2 separate regions of the Homo sapiens genome follow, and region 2 is linked to region 1. A link is a loop called in an ENCODE intact Hi-C map of the cell type or tissue named here. Cell type or tissue: heart right ventricle. All regions are shown on one strand. Each heading gives the region's core, and the rest is flanking DNA. Links, peaks and the distances in the headings are about the cores only.

Evidence for each region. A loop is a pair of places that touch in the nucleus more often than their neighbours do. Peaks named below come from ENCODE experiments on the same cell type or tissue, not always from the same donor. Only the 100,000 strongest peaks of a DNase experiment are listed, where the experiment ranks them.
Region 2: a loop joins it to region 1, with 6 times the contacts of the local background. A loop is called at or near these places in 3 of 110 quality-filtered maps.

The regions. Positions count from the first base shown.
Region 1 is chr11:64,002,598-64,013,861 of GRCh38, forward strand. All of the region lies in intron 4 of MACROD1 (mono-ADP ribosylhydrolase 1), which reads right to left. Among named protein-coding and RNA genes, the nearest start is that of OTUB1, 22 kb to the left of the region's middle. RefSeq lists an enhancer at 5,275-5,865. In heart right ventricle, for the core only: a CTCF peak has its summit at 5,396; a DNase peak (open chromatin) is centred at 5,324; H3K4me3 peaks cover 1,219 bases; H3K27ac peaks cover 1,192 bases.
Region 2 is chr11:64,067,011-64,078,274 of GRCh38, forward strand. All of the region lies in intron 3 of MACROD1 (mono-ADP ribosylhydrolase 1), which reads right to left. All of the region lies in intron 1 of FLRT1 (fibronectin leucine rich transmembrane protein 1), which reads left to right. Among named protein-coding and RNA genes, the nearest start is that of FLRT1, 37 kb to the left of the region's middle. RefSeq lists an enhancer at 2,151-2,878 and a silencer at 6,293-6,481. In heart right ventricle, for the core only: no CTCF peak of the experiment used is centred there; no DNase peak of the experiment used is centred there.

The DNA.
Region 1 (11,264 bases), core at 1,472-9,471:
GCCTGCGTGTCCCTCCCTGTCCACACACCAGCCTTCTCGCTCTCTCCCCTGAGAGTGCAGAGGGGAACCCCCCCACCCTGCTCTCCTTAGCCATAGGCCCAAAGGACCCCTCCCACACACACTCCCAGAGTCCCCTTAGCTCTGCCCTCCAGGCCCTGTCCTGGCTCTTACCTGGGGCTAAGCTAGGTCCTAGAGACTCAAGCTTCCTGGGGTCCCATTCAGGGGAGATGCCCTTCCTTCCCTCTTCCCTCTTCCCACCCCACCCCAAGGCAGCTGGAAAAGACCAGCAGCCCTGATCCCTGGGGCTACCTGGTGGAGGTGGGGTATTCCCAGTTCACAGGAGCTGACCAACCCTTAGTCTCCTCTCCAGGGCCCTCAGCCACCAAAACAAACCTCCAGGCTCCAGCTCAACCCTCACCCCAAGTCAGCAGAAAACCTGGGGTCTTTCCTGGGGAGGCAGAGCCCACTTGGGTGGCGGGACCCCCCTGAGATGTTTCTCCATCAGGTCAAAGATGAAGCCTTCCTCCACCTGTGGCCAGAAGATGGCCCCTAAGGCCCCTCTGCCTCCTCCCTGCAGCCCCTTCTTCCCTCCACCCTCCTCTACCGTTAAACTCCCCCTGATATGGCTCCTTCATATCAGCCCTCTGTCTCACTATATCATCCAGGCTGGAGTGCAGTGGTGCAATCTTGGCTCACTGCAACCTCTGCCTCCTGGGTTCAAGTGATTCTTATGCCTCAGCCTCCCGAGTAGCTGAGCTTACAGGGGCGCACCACTATGCCCAGCTGATTTTTTGTATTTTTAGTAGAGATGGGGTTTCACCATGTTGCCCAGGCTGGTCTTGAACTCCTGACCTCAAGTGATCCACCCGTCTCAGCCTCCCAAAGTGCTGGGATTACAGATGTGAGCCTGTGTTTTTTTGAGACAGGGTCTTGCTATGTTGCCCTGCCTAAGCCTCCTAAGTAGCTGGTATGACTCACCCCCCATGGCCTTTGTCAGCCTTCTTGTTGGGTAAGCACCTGCGTGGTGATTTACAGCCGCTGTCTTATTATTTTTCCTGTTTATAGAAGAAGAAACTGAGGCACAGAGAGCAAAACTTGCCCACACGGCTGGAAGGTTGGGCTCCCAACCTCAGTGGCTCTGCTTCCTCTGGGACCACTAAAGGGCCTCGCCCTGAACCACTCTGGCTGACTGGTTTGAATGGCCCCCTGTCCACGCTCTTGGGGAGGCAGTGTCTCCCCACATCAGCACGTCCCCTTCCAGCAGGGGGGCTGCCCTGGTGGCCTCTTGTTGCACAGTGTTCTGAGGCCACTGTCTTTCTGGACGGTTTGGCTGCCCCCAGCGCTGACGGCTCCCTCCATCCAGCGGGACTTCCCGTCTCCTTCGTGGGCTCTCGTTCCTCAGGCCGCTCCTCAAATGCCACTGGGGCTCTGCCTGCCCTCGCCTGAGCCCGGAGGAACCTCTTTCTGCCCCAAGCCCTGGCCTCTGAGCGGCCCTTGACCCTCCGCCCCATCTTAGGCATCTCCCTGCTTTGCTGTGGTAAAGCCCTGCCTTCCAGCCTCCACGGCCAGCATTCAGCCCAGCATCTGTGCGCCTCCCATGGAAGGATGTTGTGGAAGGAAGGAGGGCTGGGCTGAGTGATTGCCCATGGCCCTGGGCATTCCTGGGGCAGTGGAGGGCACCAGGAGTGGGCAGTCCTCAGAGCCAGCAGAGGCGGAAGGCAGGCAGGCTCCGGTGGGGCCATCCGCCAAGGCGCTTAGGATGAGTTGGCCGCTATTTAGGGTGCTGTAATATGCATGAAGGGAAGATTAGATATTTAAATTTATTCAGCAATAAATGCATCTCAGTGGGGGAGCATTCCTCATGCTAAACAAACAAGCAGGCAGGGGCTAATTAATTATTTACAGGAACATAAGGAGGCCTGTGGCCCACAGGACCAGGAGGGCAGCTGTGCCCCTACCGAGGGCAGGGCACCCCAACCCGCAGGCCTGGACCTGCTCCTGGTCTCTCTCTGCTCCCCCATTCCCCCTACCATCCCGTGGGGCTGGCCCACGCTGTGCCCTCTTTGGGATTTCTCTTCCCAGAATTCCTGGCCACGAGATTGCTGGTGGTTTGGGGCAAGTCACTTAACCTCTCTGAGTCTCAGAGCTCTGGCCTCCAGAGACTGGTGGGGGCTGGGAGGGGTGACTCATGCCTGTAATCTCAGCACTTTGGGAGGCTGAGGTGGGAGGGTCACTTGAGCTCAGGAGTTCGAGACCAGCCTGGACAACATAGTAAGACCCCATCTCAAAGAAAAGAAAAAAGAGTGGTGGGGAGCACTGAGATATGCTGGAAGGTGTCAAGGGGGATGGGAGACTGAGGGCCAGGGGGGTTAAGCAACCTGTCCAAGGCCCCACAGTGAGAGGAGGAGCAGAAACTAAGATCCACTTTATTTATTTATTTATTTATTTATTGAGACAGTTTTTTGCTCGTTGCCCAGGCTGGAGTGCAATGGCATGATCTCAGCTCACTGCAACCTCCGCCTCCCGGGTTCAAGCAATTCTCCTGCCTCAGCCTCCTGAGTAGCTGGGATTACAGGCGTGTGCCATGATGCCTGGCTAGTTTTTGTATTTTTAGTAGAGGTGGGGTTTTGCCATGTTGGCCAGGCTGGTCTTGAACTCCTGACCTTGTGATCCGCCCGCCTCGGCCTCCCAAAGTGCTGGGATTATAGGCGTGAGCCACCGCGCCCGGCCAAGACCCACATTATTAACCCTCATCGTACAGAAGTAGTGATAGGCTCAGAGAGGCAAAGCCACTTTCCCAGAGCCACACAGCAAAGTGTAAGGCCTTGCCTGGGCAGCTCTTGCCCCTGGCCCCCACCTTCCTAGACTCCTGTGGGCCCCAAGAGCAGGGAGGTGAACAGGAAGGGGGGCCTGGGCAAGGTTGTGGGGGTGAGTGGGGCCTGGGCTGGCTGGGTGTCCAGCCTGCTGCCCTGTGACTGCAGCGTCTGGCCCTGCCTCTCAGGTGCCGAGTCTCATACCTCTCTGGCTCAACCTCACGCCTCTGAAATGAGCTTTTGGGGGCTGTATGGGAGGATCCCCTTTTTACAGATGGGAGGCTGAGGCTCAGCCATGGACTTCACAGGCAGGGGATTCCTTTGCCCTGTCATGCTTTTGGGGGCCTTGTACCCCAGGGACTGGCTGCACTGCCAGGGTGGAGATGCCCCTGAGAAGGCAGGCAGGAGGGCTGGAGACAGAGGGCCTTGGGGAGGCAGAGGTGTGAGCTGGGGTTTGAGGGAGGGGTGTGTCTCCCCTCCAGCCCAGGAAGGACCAGGGGTCTGGGCTCCAGGGACCACTCCCGCCTGGACGGGCTGGGCACAGCCTGGAGGGCATTGGCAGCCAAGCCTCGGTGCAGCCCATGCTGGTTTCCCTCTCTGGAGGAGGGCTACAGAAATACCAGATGCCAAGGCAGAAAGGGACAAGGCTCCCGGGGAAATGGGGGAAACTGAGTCTCTGAGAGGGTACCAACTGCGTCAAGGGCAGACATCTGACTTGCTGCCCCAGGCTTCTAACCCTGCAGAGGGAAGGTTTAGCCACAAAGACCGGATAAGTGACCTACCCAAGGGTCTTGCGCTCTCTTCTCTCCCAGCCCACTCCTCATTCTCCACCTCTGGCTTCTATTCAACTAGGCCAAGACCTGAGCGATATCCCATTGCCGGAACCATCTTTGCTTCTGCTCACACCCTCCTGGTCGGCCATTCAATCAACAAACTCTAGCCAGCCCCGGCTCTGTGCTAGGCTTGAGCTCAGCCCAGCAGGGTGCAGAGCCCATCCTCACCAGGCCCCACCCTCTCGGTGCCAAGGCGGGTGGGTGCCCGGGGGAGAAGATGGATGGACGACAGTTCTGTGATGAGATCTGAAATTCATTACGGGGTGAGATCAGCTCCTTAAATGGGGATTTGAAAACATTAGGGCTTCATTATGTACACAACGGCAGTGCCTCATTCATCATGCAAAAATCACTCCCGTTATTAAAAATCCCTGTGGCAGCTGCATGCCGGGGCTTGGTGGCATCGTGCCTGCTGGGGACAGAGCAGGAGCTCCACAGCCCTGCCTGGTCAAAGTTGTGGCCACGGGACAGGGGCCCCAAGTCCCAGCCTCCCTCTTACACAGGGGCCAGCTGCGGGGTGGGGCGGGAAGTGAGGTTCAGCTCCAGGGACTTAGTGCCTCAGTTTCTCCACCTGCAAAATGGAGACGCTAATGATGCCTCCCATAGGGCGGGGTGAGGGTGTATGAGATTCTTCAGGGAGAGGTTCAAAGGGTGCTGGTGGCCATGTCGTAAGTACTGAGAATGCCTGGCTGCCGTTGGCACCATCATCAACTGGGGTCAGGCAGGGGTGGCAGGAAGGCCTGGGGGCCTTTCCTTGGGGAAGGGCACGCATCCCCTGTCATAAAACCTCCCATGGCTCCCAAGAGTACATGGAATAAAATCCTCAACTCCAACAAAGCTTTCCTGGACTCTCTGGGGCTCCCTGCAGCCTCCCTCTCAGATGAATTCACTGCCTCCCGCGCCCCTCCTACTGGTTCCAAACTCTACCATTCAAAAAATGCGTACGAGGGCTCGGGGGCGACGTGCCACGTGCCAGCCCTATGCAAGGGCCAGGAGTCCTGTGGCCGCAGCAGTTCTAGGGACGGGACACGCGGCTCTAAGTTGTGGGCGTGGTGAAAAAGGAGAAGGGGAAAATGGAGCTGGCCCCGAGGAAGGAGGGAGGGATGGGCGCCGTTCAGAGGATGAGGTGGCCCCTCCGAGGAGGTGGCATTGGAGCAGAGCCCTGAGTAATGAGAAAGAACTGGCTTTGGAAGGAGATGGGGAGGAGAGTCCGGGATGAGAGTCCGGGCGGAGAGCTCAGGAAGGGCAGAGCCCTGTGGCAGGAACAGGCCGGCGGGTGAGGCTGGGAGGGAGCGCTGCCTCTACAGGACCTCCCGGGAGGTGCGAGGAGTCGAGCAATTGGGAATTGATTCGAGCGCGGTGGGAAGTTTCCATCAGTGAAGGGACGTGTTCTGGTTCGGCCTCTGGACCCTCTTCTGTTCCCTCTTCTGGACACGCCCTTCCCTTCTATGCTGAAGCACAGCCCCCTCCCCCCTCGCCCTTTGCCAGACAGCCCCACGCCAGAGGGTCCCGGCACGCCCACCCTGCACACACAACACCCACCAGACTGGCACAGGGACAGGTGCGGGGACTGCCCAGCCCTTCCGGCTGCCTGCTGCTTCTGAGCTCAGCCCTGCTGGGGAGGGGAGGGCCGCACACAGCCCCGCCTCCAGAGGGCCGAGGCTGGCCACAGGCCACGGAGGTCACGTTTATCTGCTCGCAGAGCAAGGCCACGGCTAATCGGAGCGGCCGGAGCTGAGCCTTTTCCTAGCGGCCGCGGGAAGCAATCACGGATTAGCAGCGGCCGGGCGATGGGAGATAGCGCCAGAGCAGGGCGCGGAGCGCTTGTGAGCCGGGCAGGAGTCGAGCGCTGAATACTTAGAGGCCTGGGCGAATCCTCCCGGGCCTGCGGGTCTACGAACAGAGAACCAGCCAGAGCCAGAGAGAAAGAACGACAGGAGAAGGGAGAGGGAGCCAGGGAGAGGCAAAGCGTGGAGGGAGAAATGGAGAAAACGAGGGAGAGAGGGAGGTGGCAAGAGAAAGAGGTGAGGGAGAGAGGCAGGGTTGTGGGGGAGAGCGCTCGGCTGGCCCCCAGGGTCCCAGCATGTGTGTGAGGAGGGACCGGCCCTGGGTGGCGGCTTCTGAGCAGGTGAGGGAGTCTGCGGTGGGGCCTGGGGAGAGGCGCCCAGGGTTAGGGTGCGGGCGCGGGACAGGGAGTGTTGTCCACCTGGCAGACCTTCACTAAATGCAGCAGTGGAGGGGGTGTCGGAGGGGCTGCCCTGACATGGGAAGGTGAAACTAGGCGGGAGGGTTGCGACAGGAGGGCAGAGGAGCGCTCGGGCCCGGGAGCAGCATGTGCAAAGGCCCGGTGCTAGGGGAAGACAGTGAGGGAAGCCCAGCCACCCTAGCTTCTCTTGGGCGGTGTAGGAGACACACACACGGGCTTGCCCTGCCAGCACAGGGTGCAGAGGTGCTCAGGGCCGACGGCATGGGGGCAGGGGCAGCTGCACCCACACAGGCAGGCTCGGCTCCTGCAGTTTGAGCGGGGTCGCTAACCTCAGGAAGGCCCCAGACAGAATGTGGGGAGGTTGGGGATGGGGTTCCATCCTCTCCTGCCCGCCTGCCAGGGACCTGCCTGACTCCCTCCCACCCATGCCAGGAGCTGACCCTTTGGGGCGCTGGCCAGGCCGGAGTAGAGATGGCGGCCACGCAGCCAGAGGAAGGCGGCCCTGAATTAATCTGTCACTAAAGCTTGGCCGTGGCAGGCGCAGTCATGATTTAGATGAATAATTGAAACGCTCGGATACATTTATTATCCCTTTAGTGCAAAAGTGGCAGAGAAAGACGAGGGGTAATTGAAAAAGAGCGCACAAATCTCCCCGAGAAAGCCGGCTCCTTATCTCCGAGTAAACATTTCAGTCCTAATAAACAGGAGAGACACGGGCGTCAGGGCTCTGTCGATTCCCATCCTGATTTAGGACCTGCCTCCCTTCTTACCATACAATAGGAGAGTGTTTTAAAAAATGTTTTTATTGAGCCAGTAAAAGCTTTCCAGGAGGGAGGTGGGAGAGAGGAGGGGGCCTGGCAGACACCAGGCCAAAGGGTCTGTCGGGAAGGCTGGCAGCTGCCCCAAGCCCATCAAGCCTTCCTGAAGCAGACACAGGCCTTCCCCCTGGGGGGCCCGTCCATCCTGCTCTACCTGCAGAACTCCTATTTAGCCTTCGGGACCCAAGTCAAATGCTCCCTCTGCTGGGAAGCCTCCTACCAAACTGGGTCTCCCTGAAGGCAGAGCCAAGCCCTGAGTCCCAGCATTTGGCATAGCTCCCTCAACTCAGAGAGAGCTCCAGGGAAGAATGGGTAGTAAGGGAGTAGGGGGACTTCCCCAGGACTCACTGCATTGCCAGCACCATCTAGTTCGGCCCCAGGGTGTGGTGGGTGGGGGTCCAGGCCCAGAGTGAGGCAGGCACAGGAGTCCTGTGCCCTCCAGGTTAAGTCCCTTTAGCCCCAGCAGCCCCTGGGGGCTCTCACTGCATTGGGGGTGCCCGGGAGACTCCCTTCTCTGCTCCCCTGAGACTGCAGCCCTCTTCTGCTCTAAATCACCGCACATTTGCCGTAAAAACAGTGGGCTCGGGCCCCAAAGCCCTGCAGGCCAGTCCCAGCCCCATCTTCTGAGCCCCAGTTGCGCCGGCCCCTCCTGGCAGGAACTCCACGCCACTACCCACACCAGGGTGTTGGCCGGGGTGTTGGCTGGGATGTTGGTTGGGTTGTTGCCTGGGGTATTGGTTGGGGTGTTGGTTGGGGTGTTGGCTGGGTTGTTGGTTGGGGTGTTGGCTGGGGTGTTGGCTGGGGTGTTGCCCAGGGTGTTGGTTGGGGTGTTGGTTGGGGGGTTGGCTGGGGTGTTGGTTGGGGGGTTGGTTGGGGTGTTGGTTGAAGTGTTGCCTGGGGTGTTGGTTGGTGTGTTGGCTGGGGTGTTGGTTGGCATATTGGTTGGGGTGTTGCCCAGAGTGTTAGCTGGGGTGTTGGTTGGGGTGCTGGCTGGCATGTTGGTTGGGGTGTTGGCTGGCATGTTGGGGTGTTGGAGTGTTGGCTGGTATGTTGTTTGGGGTGTTGGTTGGGGTGTTGGTTGGAGTGTTGGTTGGAGTGTTGGCTGGGATGTTGGCTGGGGTGTTGACCGGGGTGTTGGCTGGAGTGTTGGTTGAGATGTTGGCTGACATGTTGGGGTGTTGGTTGGGGTGCTGGCTGGCATGTTGGTTGGGGTGTTGGCTGGGGTGTTGGTTGGGGTGTTGGTTGGTGTGTTGGTTGGGGCGTTGGCTGGCATGTTGGTTGGCATGTGTTGGTTGGGATGTTGGCTGGCATGTTGATTGGGGTGTTGGCTGCCATGTTGCTTGAGGTGTTGGCTGGGGTGTTGGTTGGAGTGTTGTTTGGGGTGTTAGTTGGGGTGCTGGCTGGTGTGTTGGTTGGGGTGTTGGCTGGCATGTTGGCTGGCATGTTGGTTGGGGTGTTGGTTGGCATGTTGGTTGGGGTGTTGGCTGGCATATTGGTTGGCACGAGTTGGTTGGGGTGTTTGGGATGTTGGCTGGCATGTTGGTTGGGGTATTGGTTGGGGTGTTGGCTTGCATGTTGGCTGGAGTGTTGGTTGGGGTGTTTGCTGGTGTATTGTTTGGGGTGTTGGCTGGCATGTTGGTTGGGGTGTTGGCCAGGGTGTTGGCTGGCATGTTGGTTGGGGTGTTGGCTGGCATGTTGGTTGGCATGTGTTGGTTGGGGTGTTGGTTGGGATGTTGGCTGGTGTGTTGGTTGAGGTGTTGGTTGGGATGTTGGCTGGCGTGTTGGCTGGCATGTTGGTTGGGGTGTTGAAGTGTTGGCTGGGGTGTTGGTTGGCATGTTGGTTGGGGTGTTGGCTGGCATATTGGTTGGCACGAGTTGGTTGGGGTGTTAGGATGCTGGTTGGCATGTTGGTTGGGGTATTTGTTGGGGTGTTGGCTGGCGTGTTGGCTGGGGTGTTGGTTGGGGTGTTGGTTGGGGTGTTTGCTGGTGTATTGTTTGGGGTGTTGGCTGGCATGCTGGTTGGGGTGTTGGCTGGCATGTTGTTGGGGTGTTGGCTGGCATGTTGGTTGGGCTGTTGGCTAGGATGCTGATTGGGGTGTTGGCCAGGGTGTTGCCTGCTGCCCCTCTCCATTGAGGGACTGGCAGACTGGCAGTCCCCAGGGTGAGGGGATGGGATGTGGGTGCCAGACTGAGAGCTGTGTCCCTGGCTCCCAGGGCACACAGAGGGTGCCACTCACTGCACCACAGATGTTAATTATTTACTTCAAAGCAGGAAGCTCTTCTAGGAGCTCAGAATCTCCCATAACCCTGCCCTCGGGGGAGTCCATTCCGGTGGGGAGGCAGGCAATGAAGAACAAACACAAAACGCAAGCAGGGAATCAGGGCTGCGGGACGAAGACATGGAGCAGGGCAGTGCATCAGGGTTCTGGGCAGAGTGGCCAGGGCAGGCAGGATGGCCCTTGTGCGTGTTCGAACAATGGGTGGCTGGTCATGGGAGGGGCGCGGGTAGAGGCCTGAACTCCTGTAGGAGGGATGTCCAGGGACCCCACGGGAAGATGGGTGTGTCTGGGCAGAGTCAGATGGGGTCTAACTTGGGCAGGTAGGCGATTAGGACTGGATGAACTCAAAGGATGGTGGGAGGAGCAGGGGTATAGGGGAGGGCAGAGCACCTCCGGGGACCAGGCTGGGCTCCATTCCAGCCCCAGCATCGTCCCTACCACAGCCCCCTCCCCACCACCTCCACTGTGTTCCAATCACATTAGCAGAGTGACAGTCCCAGCAAGTGCTGGCGGCGGCTCCATAAATCTCAGCCCATGTTAAAAGGTTGGACTCCGGGCCCACTTCCTCCAGGGGCACCCGCCCCGTCCATCTCTCCATCAGTCAGGTTGTGTGAGAGGCCTGTGCCAGCCGCTCCGCACCCCTAAATGCTGGAAGGAGAACCAGAGAGACCTCTGCCATGCCTCTGAGTGGCCAGGGCAGGGCCCCTCCACTTCCTAGAGTGAGGTCACAGGCCATCTGTGAGCCACTCCTGGATTTGCCAAAACATCTTTGGTTTCCACCAGCTGCCCTTGGGTAAGTCCGTTGCTTAATGTGTAGGGTCATCTCCACCTTTACCTGTAGTTCATTCATTCAATAAACTTTTTTTTTTTTTGAGACAGGGTCTCGCTGTGTTACCCAAGCTGGAGTGCAGTGGTGTGATCTTGGCTCACTGCAGCCCCTGCCTATGGGGTTCAAGCAATTCTCCTGCCTCAGCCTTCTGAGTAGCTGGGATTACAGGTGTGTACCACCATGCCCAGCTAATTTTTGTATTTTTAGTAGAGACGGGGCTTCACCATGTTGGCTAGGCTTGTCTTGAACTCCTGACCTCGTGATCTGCCCACTTCAGCCTCCCAAAGAACTGGAATTACAGGTGTGAGCCACCGCTCCTGGCCTTAATTTTTATATTTTTAGTAGAGACAGGGTTTCACCATGTTGGCCAGGCTGGTCTCGAACTCTTGACCTGAGGTGATCCACCTGCCTTGGCCTCCCAAAGTGCTGGGATTACAGGCATGAGCCACCATGCCCGGCCCCTTGTTCCTTGTTTTTTGAGACAGGGTCTAACTCTGTCACCCTGGCTGGAGGGCAGTGGCGCAATCATGGCTCACTGCAGCCTTAACCGCCCGGGCTCAAGTGATCCTCCTACCTCAGCCTCCCAAGCTATGACTACAGGCACACATGCTAGCATGGTTAGTTGATTTTTTTTTGTAGAGATGGGGTCTTACTATGTTCCCCAGGCTGGTCTCAAATTCCTGGGCTCAAGCAATCCTCCTGCCTCGGCCTCCCAAAGTGCTAGGATTATAGGCTGGGATTACAAACATTTACTGAGCACTTATTATAAGTGCCAGCCCCAGATACAGTCTTTCATTTTCAGGGGGTAGAAGACAAGGAACACAATATGTAAGTAAATTATACAGCACATTAGAAGGAGACAGGTGCTCAGAAAAGTTAAAACCACAGCAGGGTGGGGGCCGGGGGAGTGCCAGCATGGGGCAGGGGAGGCAGCTGCAATTTCAGCTAGGGGCCAGGGTGGACCCCCCTGAGAGATGGTATTCAAGTCAAGGCCTGTCGGAGTGAACGGAGCAGCCGCGTGGACAACTGGAGCAAGGGCATTGCAGGCAGAAGGAACTGCCAGGGCAAAGGCCCGGAGGCAGGAGTGGGCGGGGCCTGTCCAGGGAGGCCAGGGTGGCCGGAGCAAAGTGGAGAGGGTGGCAGTGCGGAGGTGACTGTGAGAGGTGACTGGGGACCTAACGGGCCATGCTAAGGAACTTGGCCTAGGCCCTGAGTGAGACAAGAACCCTGGCAGGGTGGTGGGCAGAAGAGACTCGATGAGCTGATGTGGGACAGAAAGGCCCACCCCCTTTGTGATCCTTTATCTTCCTGAACTGAATGGCTAAAGATCTCGCTCCTCACAGGCTGTCTGGGATCCTGGGCCATCTCCCATCTCCCCACCTCTTGGCTGGGCTCCAGTCATTCCTGTGTCAGAGCCTCCCTCTCCTCCACTTCCAGGCCTTTGCCTGCGCTGTTCCCTCTGCCCGGGACACCCTTCCCAGCACTC
Region 2 (11,264 bases), core at 1,503-9,502, 64 kb after region 1:
AGTCCCTGGGGAGATTGGATGAGGGGCTCAGGGACCCCCCATGCCCAATGTCCTGGCTCATTTGGGTAAACTAAGGCCTGGCAGAATGGAAGCCATTCTCATTACACCACAGGCCAGGGCCAAGTAGGCAGGGCTGGTGGGGGTGGGAGGCCGGCCATACCCACCTGTAGGCACATGCGGCTCCAAGGAGATGGCAGATGGGAGGGGTGGGGAGAGGCCTTGCATGGCACCCACTCCCACCTGTGCGGCACGAGAGGGAGGGAAGGAGCATCATTAACACGACATGGCCTCCTCCCCACTGCTCAGCCTCTCCCGGAGGATGGTGAGGGGGGAATCCATTATCGGGCAAAATAGCAGCTGCTGACGTGAAAATGAAATATAGATTCAATACCTGAGCCTTTCAGCTCACAAATCATGCCCCCGGCCCAGGTGACAGCCAGCACAGACGCCCAGCTCAGATAACAGAAGGGAGGAGATAGGTCGGGGACGGGGACAGACGGCACCTCCCCAACTCCCCAGCCCCTCCCCCTGGGGCTCAGGGACCCAAAGCAGGGACCAGGACCCAGGCTTGTCTCCCTCCTGTCCCTAGGTGGGTGACGCACCAACATGCCCGTGGCCTCCGGTGCACACACAGGGTCCCCAAGCAGGCAGCTGGAGGGCTGGGGTGCCTGGAGCTGCCCTGCCTGCAGTGATTGCGGACACGCCCCTCGCGAGGCACCGCAGGCTGCCACCCCCAGCTTGTGAACTGGGGGTGGCCCCAGAGCTGTTTGTTTTCCCTGACTGAGGGGCGGCTGTGCCACCCCCACACTCCTGAAATGGGTGATGAGGGGGTTGGGGGAGGAGCTGAGCGGCCCACTTCCTGCTGCTGTCCATTTAGCCAGCGGTTCGCTCGGCTTTTAGGAGGGGGCTGGCGGTGAACCCATCCCCGTTACAATGCACTCAGGGACCCTGACAACTAATTTAATTTAAAACAGCCTTGCAATAAAAGCTCAGAACGGAAAACCGCCGGTCTTGGGGGTTATTTAACAAATTGCCTCACAGATAAATACATTAAAATGATTCTCAAACCGGAGCCGGGCGAAGTTGAAGTAAAATTAAGAAAGTTGAATCAAAATGTAAATTAATGGCATTAAGATATGGCGTTCAAATTGGCAGGACTCACGCTTCGGGAGTGTTGGCAACGGTTCTGCCTTCTGTTCAGGTGATGTGGCACCTCCACGCGGTGTCAGAAACCCCTTCAGTCCCAGGCATTGGGGAGCTGGTGGCAAGGCCACCCCAACCCCACCCAGCACCCGCCTGTCCCACTCTTCCGCCTTTGGGGACAGTGATGCCTACCAGGCCCTGGCAGGCTCAGGCCCAGCTGCCCGCATGCCCTAGTAGCTGTAAAATGGAGGTATCTACTGCATTGACCTCACCAGCTGCTAGCAAGGAATAAAAGAGTCTGGGCACGGTAAGGGCTGGCACAGATTGGAGCCCTCCACAAACATGAGGTCCTAGGATAACGATGGTTGTCTCCCTTGCACATATTTACTGCCGATTACTCTTACAGAGCCCCGCATTCCCATTTGATTGGCAGATAAACTGAAGCCAGGGAAGCCCAGGCAGAATAGATAGGGTTCCATGTGCAGAGGGGCTTTTGTCTCTACCCCCTCCAGCCTGCACCAAGGGTCCTGATCTCACGTGTCTGTCTCTCCCAGCTGAGGGCAGAGAAGCTGCAGCTGGGACAGCTGCTAGCCTGGGAGCCCAGATAATGGGCTCAGAACCTGGGAGCACCCCCATGGGCATGCTCCCCCATCCTTTGTGGGCCTGTGTCACTGAGCAGCCCTCCCAGCCTGGTTGAGTGAGCCTCGGCCTTCCCCGGAGGTTCACAGAAGTGTGGGGACTTGGCGGGAAATGGGCATCCGTGTGAACCCCCACCCCAGAGTGGCCCAGGTGCCAACAGACAGCACTGGGAACATTATCTAGAGCTGCCTATCCTGATAGTGCCACTCACTAATCAGCTTGGGACAGAAAAGAAGAGGGATTCCTCCGGGGGCAGTGGCAGGTGGGGGTGGGGCAGGATGGGGGCAGGAGAAGGAGCCCTGGAGAACCAGTTAGGGGTGTGAGGGTGACGGTGTCCAGCACTTCTCCCAACCTTCGATTGCAGGGGTCGAGGGAGAGGTGCGGGGAGCAGAGCAGGAGGGCCACTGCGCGCGGCCGGGGGCCCGAGGTGGGCGCCTTCACCTGGATCCGCAGTTCTACCTGACACCGGAGACAGCTCTGAACCGCAGGGGAAGGTGCTGCCAGGCCTGGATGAGGCACGGCTGTCAGCCGAAGAGCCTGGGGGGCACAGGAGGCTGCCAGAGGATGGGGGTCTCTCTCTGGCCCAAAGCCCCAGGAGCCAGACCTTCTCCCTGCCATCTGGCTCAGGGACCCTGGGGGTCTTGGAGCCCACTCCCCAAGGACAAGCTGCTGGCCAGTCTGGTCCCCTTTAGCCTCTGGCTCTGGGGTAGGGGAAGGGCAAGCACAGCCACAGGAAGCCTTTGTGGGGAGGGAGGGGCTCTCCCTGCCCGTGTGGTGCCCCTAGCTGTGGGGCCAGGTGTGGAGGGGGCCAGGGCTGCTGATGCCTCCTGCAGTGGCCTGACCCCATCCTGGGCATGGGGAGGCAGCCCCTCCATGGCTTCCCTGCAGGGGCACAGGCAGAGCAGGCGGTGGTGGGGCTGGTGACACCCCCGGGCCCGGCCCCGGCAGCTGTGTCACCTAAATGCTTCGCCAGGAAACCTCCGCACGCTGCCGGCCACTGCAGACGCAGCAGACGCAACAGGCTTCTTATCGACAGTCATTAAGTCTTTAGCAAATGGTTCAGAGAGAAAAAATAGCCACGATGAGGATTTATCTTGGGCGCCCCTCCCAGACCTCAACTGAGAAGGCACATGTCACCCTGAGCCCGACTCGCGCCCAGTGGGATCAATGTCCCTCTGCAGGGGGCAGAGCAGGGGGCCAGGAAGCTGGGGGACAGGCGGGGATGGTGAGAGGTGTCCGCCAGACCAGGCTCTGTGCTAAGCACTCCCTGCAGCCTCTTAATCCTCAGGGCAGCATGAGAGATGGATGCTGTTATCACTATTATACCCCTTACATAGATGTGGAAACTGAGGCCCGGAGAGACCAGGTCGTGTGCTCAGGGTCACACAGCTGGTTGGGCGACAGAGATGTGAGGTGAATCCCTGCTGCACCAAGTGGGGTGTCTGAGTCTACTGATCAGAGCCCTACCTGGGCTGCCAGTCCTCAGCCCAGCCTTGGGGAAGGAATCGGAGCCTCCTCATGTTCCCTGGGGGCCTCGGAGCTGTGACTGAGAATTCCAATGATCCTCCTGGCCCTTCTGAGCTTGAGCTTTCTCTCCTATAAAATAGAGCCGGCCACGCCTCTCCAGGAGAGGCCTCCGGGAGGGACTGCAAGGGATAAAACGCCAAACAAATAGGAGCTGGTGGGAAGCTTTCGGACCCTCCTTGCAGGAATGCAGGCCATGGGAAGGCTGCCCGAGAGCAGAGCTCGAGAACTCGAAGCAAGTCAGGTGGGATCCAGCCTCACCCTCCCCTCTCCCCCGGAGGGGCCCCCTTCCCAGAGGAGGAGAAAGCACCATAACTAACACTCGGGCTGGGGCCTCAGGGGCCTCCCAGCTGATCGGGGCAGATTTAACAGGACTTTGAAAAATAAAAAAGGTAAAACAGCAAAACAGCTGCCTGCTCCTCCCGCTGCAATAAAAATGGATTTATTTGTTCGTGGAATGAAATTTAATAACTGGTGGGAGACGAGGCGTGAACAATAATAGTTTTTTGCTCTTTCTCGTTTTGGAAGAGGGGAGAGGAGGAAGGAGGAATGAATGGGGCCCCCCTCTGGGACACTTGGGGAAGGGGTACCCATGGGTCCACATCTTCTAGGGGTTGGTTAAGTAGACCAAGGAGGGGCTGTCTTTATTCCAGGCTCTGAAGGGTTTGACTATTCAATCCTCAGACCTCCACAGTTCACAGAGCGGCCATACTCATCTCTTTATTCTTCTCTGTGCACCTGTTGGGGACACCAGGCCTTTGTCTCTGTTGGGACCTCCACCTGGGGTGGCTTTTTGCCTTTGTTGTCAAAATTCTACTCATCCTTCCCCAGAGCCCCCTCAAAATAACCTCCTCTAAGGCCCCTGGTTTCCCCCAGCTGCAAACCACCCTCCCAGCCTTCCTCCCTAAGACCCTGTCAGGTACCTCTCTCTCTCAGGGAACCCACAGGGTTCCCACCCAGCACAGGCCTGTGTGGGGTACTCAGGTGCTCCCTGATTCCAGCTGGGATCCCAGACCTGCGGTCTCAATCTCTGGGCCCAGCACAGAGCAGCTCTCTAGCAATGTTTGTTGAATGAATGAATGAAACTCACGGATGGAGACCCAGTGTCTACCCTTCCCCTTAACTGGTATGGCCAGGGCTGGGGCTGGGCTGAGGCCAAGGAGAGCATTGTCCCCTTGGCCAGCTCGCCCAGGAGTCACCCTGGGGCCCATCCCAGACCAGGGGCCCACTCTGGGCAGGGTGGGAAACCTTGCCCCTTAGTTTCCTTCCCCAAATGACCGCTCTTCCCACTACAGGTTCTGTCGTATCACCTCTCCAGACCTGTTTCCCCATTTGTGAAGTGGGAACCACAGAGCCCCCCAGCTTGGTGGTTATGGGGTGGTCATGAGACCAAGGCCCTTTGTCAAGCAGGAGGCCCTAGAGTCACAGATGGCAGGAGACTGGCCTGCCCCATCCTCCTCAGGGCCTGTGGGGCCTAAAGGCCAAGGGGTAGGGATGGATCTTTAAGGGGCATCGAGACTCACCCAGGCCAGGCTGTGGGCCGTGGGCAGTAGTGGCGAGAGCCCTGGGAGGGCGCCTCAAGAAGCAACCCCTAATCTGCCCAGTGACACTTCTAGGTCCCGGCTCTGCAGTCTGGAGAGGCCTCAGCTGCCGAGGGGAACGGGCTGGCTCCTGAGCCGCTCCAGCAGGTCGATAGCAAAACAAACGCACTATTGACCGCCGCGCGCACTAAATCCTCCCGGCAGACAAGATGATGTGAGCCCGAATCGAATCGACTGCTGAACTCATAACCGCTGGGGCCTGCCCCGGCTGGCAGCCAGGGGTGGGAGTGAGTGGGAGCTGTGGCTGGGCCTGGGGGGACTTGGGGGTCGGGAGCAGGGTCTGCTTCATCCTCAGCTGCTGTGGGATGGAGGGGCTGGTTCTGCACCCAACCCACAGATGGGTACAGGGGTGATGCCGGCCCTGGAGAGCCAGGCCCCAGAACTGTAGCAGCCTGTGGCTGCACCAGGGCGAGCCTTTGGGGGTTGCCTCTGGCAGAGGCCGTGGAAGCCAGCAATGCAGGAATCCCAGAAGCCAAAATTAGAAGGTCAGCTGATCCGGCTCATTTAAAAAAAAAAAAATAATAATTACATAACATTGGATAAATATGAAACGTACATGTGGCATTCCATAAGTTACGAGCATGATGATAAACCAGGCACCCGTGAACCCGCCACAGAAACTAATAACATAGCAGCTGCGCTGCATCCTGACGTGTGGCCTTGGCCATGTTTGCTGGGGCCTTGGTCTCCACAAACATCAGATGGGGATAACAAAGCCCCCTCGCCCCCATGCCCTGGTTATAGGGCTGTTCTCCCCATGCCCTGGTTATAGGGCTGTTCTGGGGATTAGAGGAGTTAATGTCTTAAAGCACTAGAAATACATTAAGAAGCAACTGCTTTTGGAATCTGGGGTTGATCTCTGTCTTGCTTTGTGTTGCAGCTCCACCCTGCATGTGGCTCAGTGGTCCCCAACCAGAGCGTCTGAGGGTCTGTGAACCCCGAATCCCACATAAACCTACGTGTGGAGCAGGGGCTTTATTTTTTCTCAAAAGAGTCAGGTTCTCAAGGTGACCTTCCCCAAAGTGGAACCCTCTGATCTGTTCTAACTGCCCTGTCTTCTGAAGGGTCCTGCAGCCCAGAGAGGGGTCGGGACCCACCCACAGGCAGCCAGAGGCAGAGCCAGCAGGCCCAGCTCCTGACGGCACAGAGCCACTTGTCCCTGCTCCAGGGTGCCCAGACACATGCAAAGAGGCTGCGGAGGGGGCCAGGGACCCCCACCGTGGGTTTCTGAGGGCCACGGGGCACCAGGCACAGACTCCCAGGGCTGCCTGCTTCTGCCTAAGTTTACCCCCTCATCCGGCCATCGGTTTCTTCAGAGATACTTCTGGGTACCCGCTCTGTGCTGATGGAGCTGGCTGTGATCAACCGGCTGTCACTTAACCAGTGTCCTGTGCCCCCAGCAGACTCCCACTCCCCCATGCCCATCCTGGCTTTGCTCTGAGGCAGCCCAGACCAGACTTGGGGGTCCCAGAGACCTGTCTTTGAACCCCACTTGCAACTTCTGGCTTCTACTCTTAACTCCCTTGAGCCTTAGTTTGGGCACCTGTCAGGTGGACAGCATGAAACTGGAGGTTGGTGGAAGGATTAGCTGAGGTCCTCTGTGGCACTTACTAATTAACTTAACTAATTCAAAATTAGTGCCAGTTGCCTGCCGTGCTGAGGCCACTGGCCTGGCCCAGGTACGGCAGGTGCAGGCCAGAGCCAGCGCTGGGGGTGCACATGTACGTCTGGGCCGGGAGCCTGTGAGGTCTGGCACATCAGATGGCATGCGAGAGTGTGCGTGCGCGTGGGTTCTCGCCTCCCAAACACACTCCTTGGGGAGTAAAAGCTGGGCCTCGGCAGGGTAAACACTGGAGCTTCCCACTGAGAAACCCAGCAGCCGCATCCAGCCCTGTGTTGGGGAGGGGGGCCCACAGCCCCCAGAGCCTTGCAGGGCCAGAGATGCAGTTGGGGACCCGGATCCAGCCCAGCCACTTAGGGGCTCTGGGGTTGAAGGGTTGGTTGGGCTGAAGGTCAGGGAGGGAGGCTGGGGCCCTGAGCCCCCAGGGTGCTTTGGAGGCCCAGGCACAAGGCAGAGGCGTCTGGCCAGGCCCTGAGTCCCCAGCATGTCTGCTCCAGGGCCACTGTCAGCCCGGCCAGCTGGGGATGGGGGTGGGGGGAATACCCCCTCCCCATTCTGGCCTTGCCTCCTCTCAAAGAAAGAGTCATCTAGAATGTCACAAGTAGACATGAAGCTGGCTCAGGGCAATGGTCTCCTTTTATGATGGGGAAACCGAGGCAGAGAGAAAGGAGGGCTTCCCCCAAGGCCCCAGAATGCAGTTCGTGGGGTTCTTTCCTCTTTCTCAGGTGTGAGGCTCATGAGGAAGGTTTCCCCACCTTTCCTAGCTGCCGAGCTCCTATGCATTCTGCAAGGTCCCGCTCTGGGAGGATTTCCCAACCACTGCCCTCTCACCTCTGCAGTTTCTAATAGCAGCTTCCTGTGCTGAGCTCCAGGGGTGTGGTCCACCCACAGGATCCCACGTGACCCTAGGAACAGCCGTGGGAGGGAGGACCTGTCATGTTATAGATGAGGAACAGAGCTCAGAGAGGTTCAGTTTCTGGCCTAAGGTCACGCAGCAAATAACGTGTGGAGAAGCAATTCCGATGTCACCTCCATGTCCCCGCAGGCCCTCCGTGGCAGCCCTTCTCCCATTGCTGAACTGGGCTTTCCCCAAGGGGGGCTGTGCCCTTACAGCATGTCCAAGTAGTGGGACCCCCTTTATCCCAGGAGCTAGATACCACCAAACTGCCCTGTGGGTCCCTGAGCTGCTGCCCCAGAGGCCCAGGGGTGACCAGGCTCCAGGCTTCTCATGAAACAAGCAGGTTATTGAATGGAGTCACTCCCCAGTTCCTGGGGCTTGGGGTGGGGAAGCCTGTGGCCTGCCTGGTGAGCTCTGACCTCACTCCAGGATCCTGAACATGCCCCTTTCCATCTGGGAGCCTCCTGCAGGGTCAGGGAGATGCCACCCTGGGGCAAAAGGGGTCACTTCCCATTAAATCAGTTGGGCTCCTGACCACTGTACCCCTCTCCTTAAGGTTGAAAAGGGAGGTCCAGGAATTCAAGACCCCACCCTAGCCACCTGTGTGCGGACAGGGGGTTCTGGCTTTGGGGAAGGCCTGGGCTCCACTGTGGCTTCAGGAAGCACCTTGGTCTCTCTGGGCCTCTTTCTCTCACTTGGAGAAAACGGTTGGTGAGGCTGACCCCACAGGGCAGCGCATGAGGGTCTGAGGCCATGAGCCTGGACCATTCTGATCCACATGCCAGCTCCAGCCTCTCAGGGACTCCTGGACCATGTCTAGATAGGCTGGGACCTGCCTGGCTGGCCCTTGGCCCCTCCCTCCAGGTGACATCCCATCACCCTGTTTAGACAGAAGTCATCTTTCTGGGTCTAAACCGTTCCCTGGGCACTATCCCAAGCTTGACACTTTATACCCATCATTTCTTCATTGCAATCCAATATTGTTTCCATTTTACAGATGGAAGCAACCGAAGCTCAGAGAGGCTAAATAACTTCCCCAAAGCTGCCCAGCTAGTAGGTGGCAGGGCCCCAGCTGGGCTCAAACCGAGGGAACAGGCAGAGGTGGAGGGATGATCTGGCCTGCTGCCCTCCTTCCCTCAGCAGCCAGATCCTTGTCCCATTCCATCCTGATATGGAGTGACAACCTACACAGCTCTGGCTGAGAAGAAGGGGGACCCCGAATCTGGCCCTGGCTGCTGCTGCTTCTTTTTTTTGAGATGGAGTTGCGCTCTTCTTGCCCAGGCTGGAGCGCAGTGGCACAATCTCAGCTCACTGCAACCTCCACCTCCCAGGTTCAAGGGATTCTCCTGCCTCAGCCTCCCAAGTAGCTGGAGTTATAGACTTGAGCCACCATGCCCAGCTAATTTTGTACTTTTTTAGTAGAGACGGGGTTTCACCATGTTGGTCAGGCTGGTCTCAAACTCCTGACCTCAAGTGATCCACCCGCCTCGGCTTCCCAAAGTGTTGGGATTGCAGGCGTGGGCCACTGTGCCCGGCCTGGCCCTGTCTTCTTGGCATGCTGCTACCTCAGGCTGGGGTGAAGGAAGCCCTGGTTCCAAGTCGCTCTCTCAATCCCTCCTTCCCACAGCCTCCTGGTGGATCCAGCCTGCAGCCAGAGGCCTCTCCCTCAAGCACAGGCTGGCCCTGCCAGTCACCTGCCCCTGCCCTGACCCCAGCGACCTTCCCAGCTCCCAACACATCACCCTTCCCTTGCTGTGCTCCTGCCCCTCCATCTCACCATGCAGGGTCCTGCTTCCTTAGCAAGACCCTCCAGCCCTCACCAGGTGCCCCCATGACCCTCCACTGCATGGGTCAAAAGACCCCACATGCCATGCTCTGACTTGGGGTTAGGGACAGGGACAGGTCTGGAGTCTCCCTGGTGCCCAGAGCAGCCTGGAGACCGTGATTGTCTCCAGTGCCCACAGCAGTGCTTGGCACATCACAGGTGGTCAACTGTACTGGATGGATGGATGGACGGATGGATGGACGGACGGACGAATGGATGGATGGACGGATGATGTCTCATCTGTGCCGGGCCCTGTGCTGGCACTGGGGTCTGGAGACATAGTTGCTTCTCTAAGTTCTCGGCCAGAGAACTTAGTCATCCTCACAACAGCCTTATTGGACAGATACTATCATTATCTCCATTTTCCAGAGGAGGAAGCTGAGGCACAGAGAGAGACGAAATCGCCTAAGAACACACAGCTCAGAAAGAGGTTGGTCCTCCATGTTTTCAGGAGCCGGAGGTTTGATCCAGGACAACACTGCGATGAGCATGTTGTTGTTGGCAGAGCTAGCTAAGGTGGGACCCAGGCTCTGGGCTCCCGTCCCTCCTACTGCGTGAGCAGCCCCCCGGTCCTCCTGCAAGCCTCTTCCTGCCTCCATCCCTTGCCTTCCCAAGCTGCCACACTTACTCATCGGCTTGGGGCTAAGACTTCTTCATGTGGAAGGGATCAGCACGGAGAGAATTTTCACAGCTGGGTTATCACCTCCTAAAAATAGGGCTGAGTGACGGATGGGAGCTGTCGCTAGGCCCTTGAGCTGTGGGGAGTAGATGGGAGGGAGGGAGATAGGGCAGGGTAGGGGGGTCCACAGACCCCAGACCCCACAGGCCTCAGCCCAGTGCCCTCCACCTCAGTCCAGCCTCGGGTAGGCCTGAACCCCTTCTCCCTGATGATGGAGAAACTGTTCTGCAGCTGAGGTCTTCAGAACTGGGTCTGAGCCTCCAGGAGGAGCTACCTGGAAAGGCACCAGCCACAGGGACCCAGTGATTCATTTGCCCAACAGGTACCCCAGGCGGCCAGCTGGAAATGTTTGCATCCAGGGGGTCAGGGAGGCCAGCACCATCTCTCAGGGGCTGTGCTTCCAGAAGCAATGTCTGGGAATTGGGGGCCCCTGTCACGGGGCTGCCCTGCCCTCTGTCCCTCCCCAGCTGTGCCCCGTCCTCGGATTTTCCCCCCAAGCTTCTTGGTTTTTAAAGACCCATCAGCCTTGCCTCAGGACCCAGGTACTGATGGGCATTTGTGGAGACAGACTAGGCTGCAGGCCGCATGTGGGAAGGTGAGGGGCGGGGCAGGGGGGGTCCCTCACTCCCAGTGCACATGTGCACACATTCCACCTAGACACAGACTGACGGGCACACACGAACAGAACTCATAGATGGACGCTCAGAGGCACATGCTGGCACACCCCCACCTGCCGTGCCCCCTTGTTGTCTGGGAGCATCAGCATTCAAACAGGTCTCAGGGGGTCACTACCCCTCACTGCATTGCCGAGGGAGGAGTCCCCAGCCCGTGGCTGGACTGGGCCCTGGCTGGGCCTCCGGCCGCCGCTCGGACATTTGGGCAAGGAGTCTCCTTTGGCTATGGGTGGGCTTCAGGAGCCCAGGGCCCCCTGATTGGTGGCAACAGCAGATATGTTTAGGCCCTTAGACCCTCTGGGGACTGTGGCCTGCAGCCAGCTAAGCCCTGATGGGCCCGTGCTCAGCCTGGCCTCCTTTCCCCTGCCTCCTCCTCAGCGGGGGTCCCAGACGCTCTCCCCGTGCCCAAGGCCCAGGCATCGGGCACAGGGAGGTACAGCAGCTCTGGGAATGGCCTTCCCTTTCACAGTCACACTGCCCTGCGCACCTGCCGGCTTGGGGCTGCAGGCAGCACTCCTTTCCTTCCTCTCAACCTCAACCCTCCTTGTGCCCAGCTCTGTGCCCGCCCCAGAGATGCAGAAAGAACTGGCCATGCCCATGCCCAGTAGGACGTGCCCTCCAGAAGGGAGGTGGGCAGGTGTGCTCTCAGCACAGGTCCCA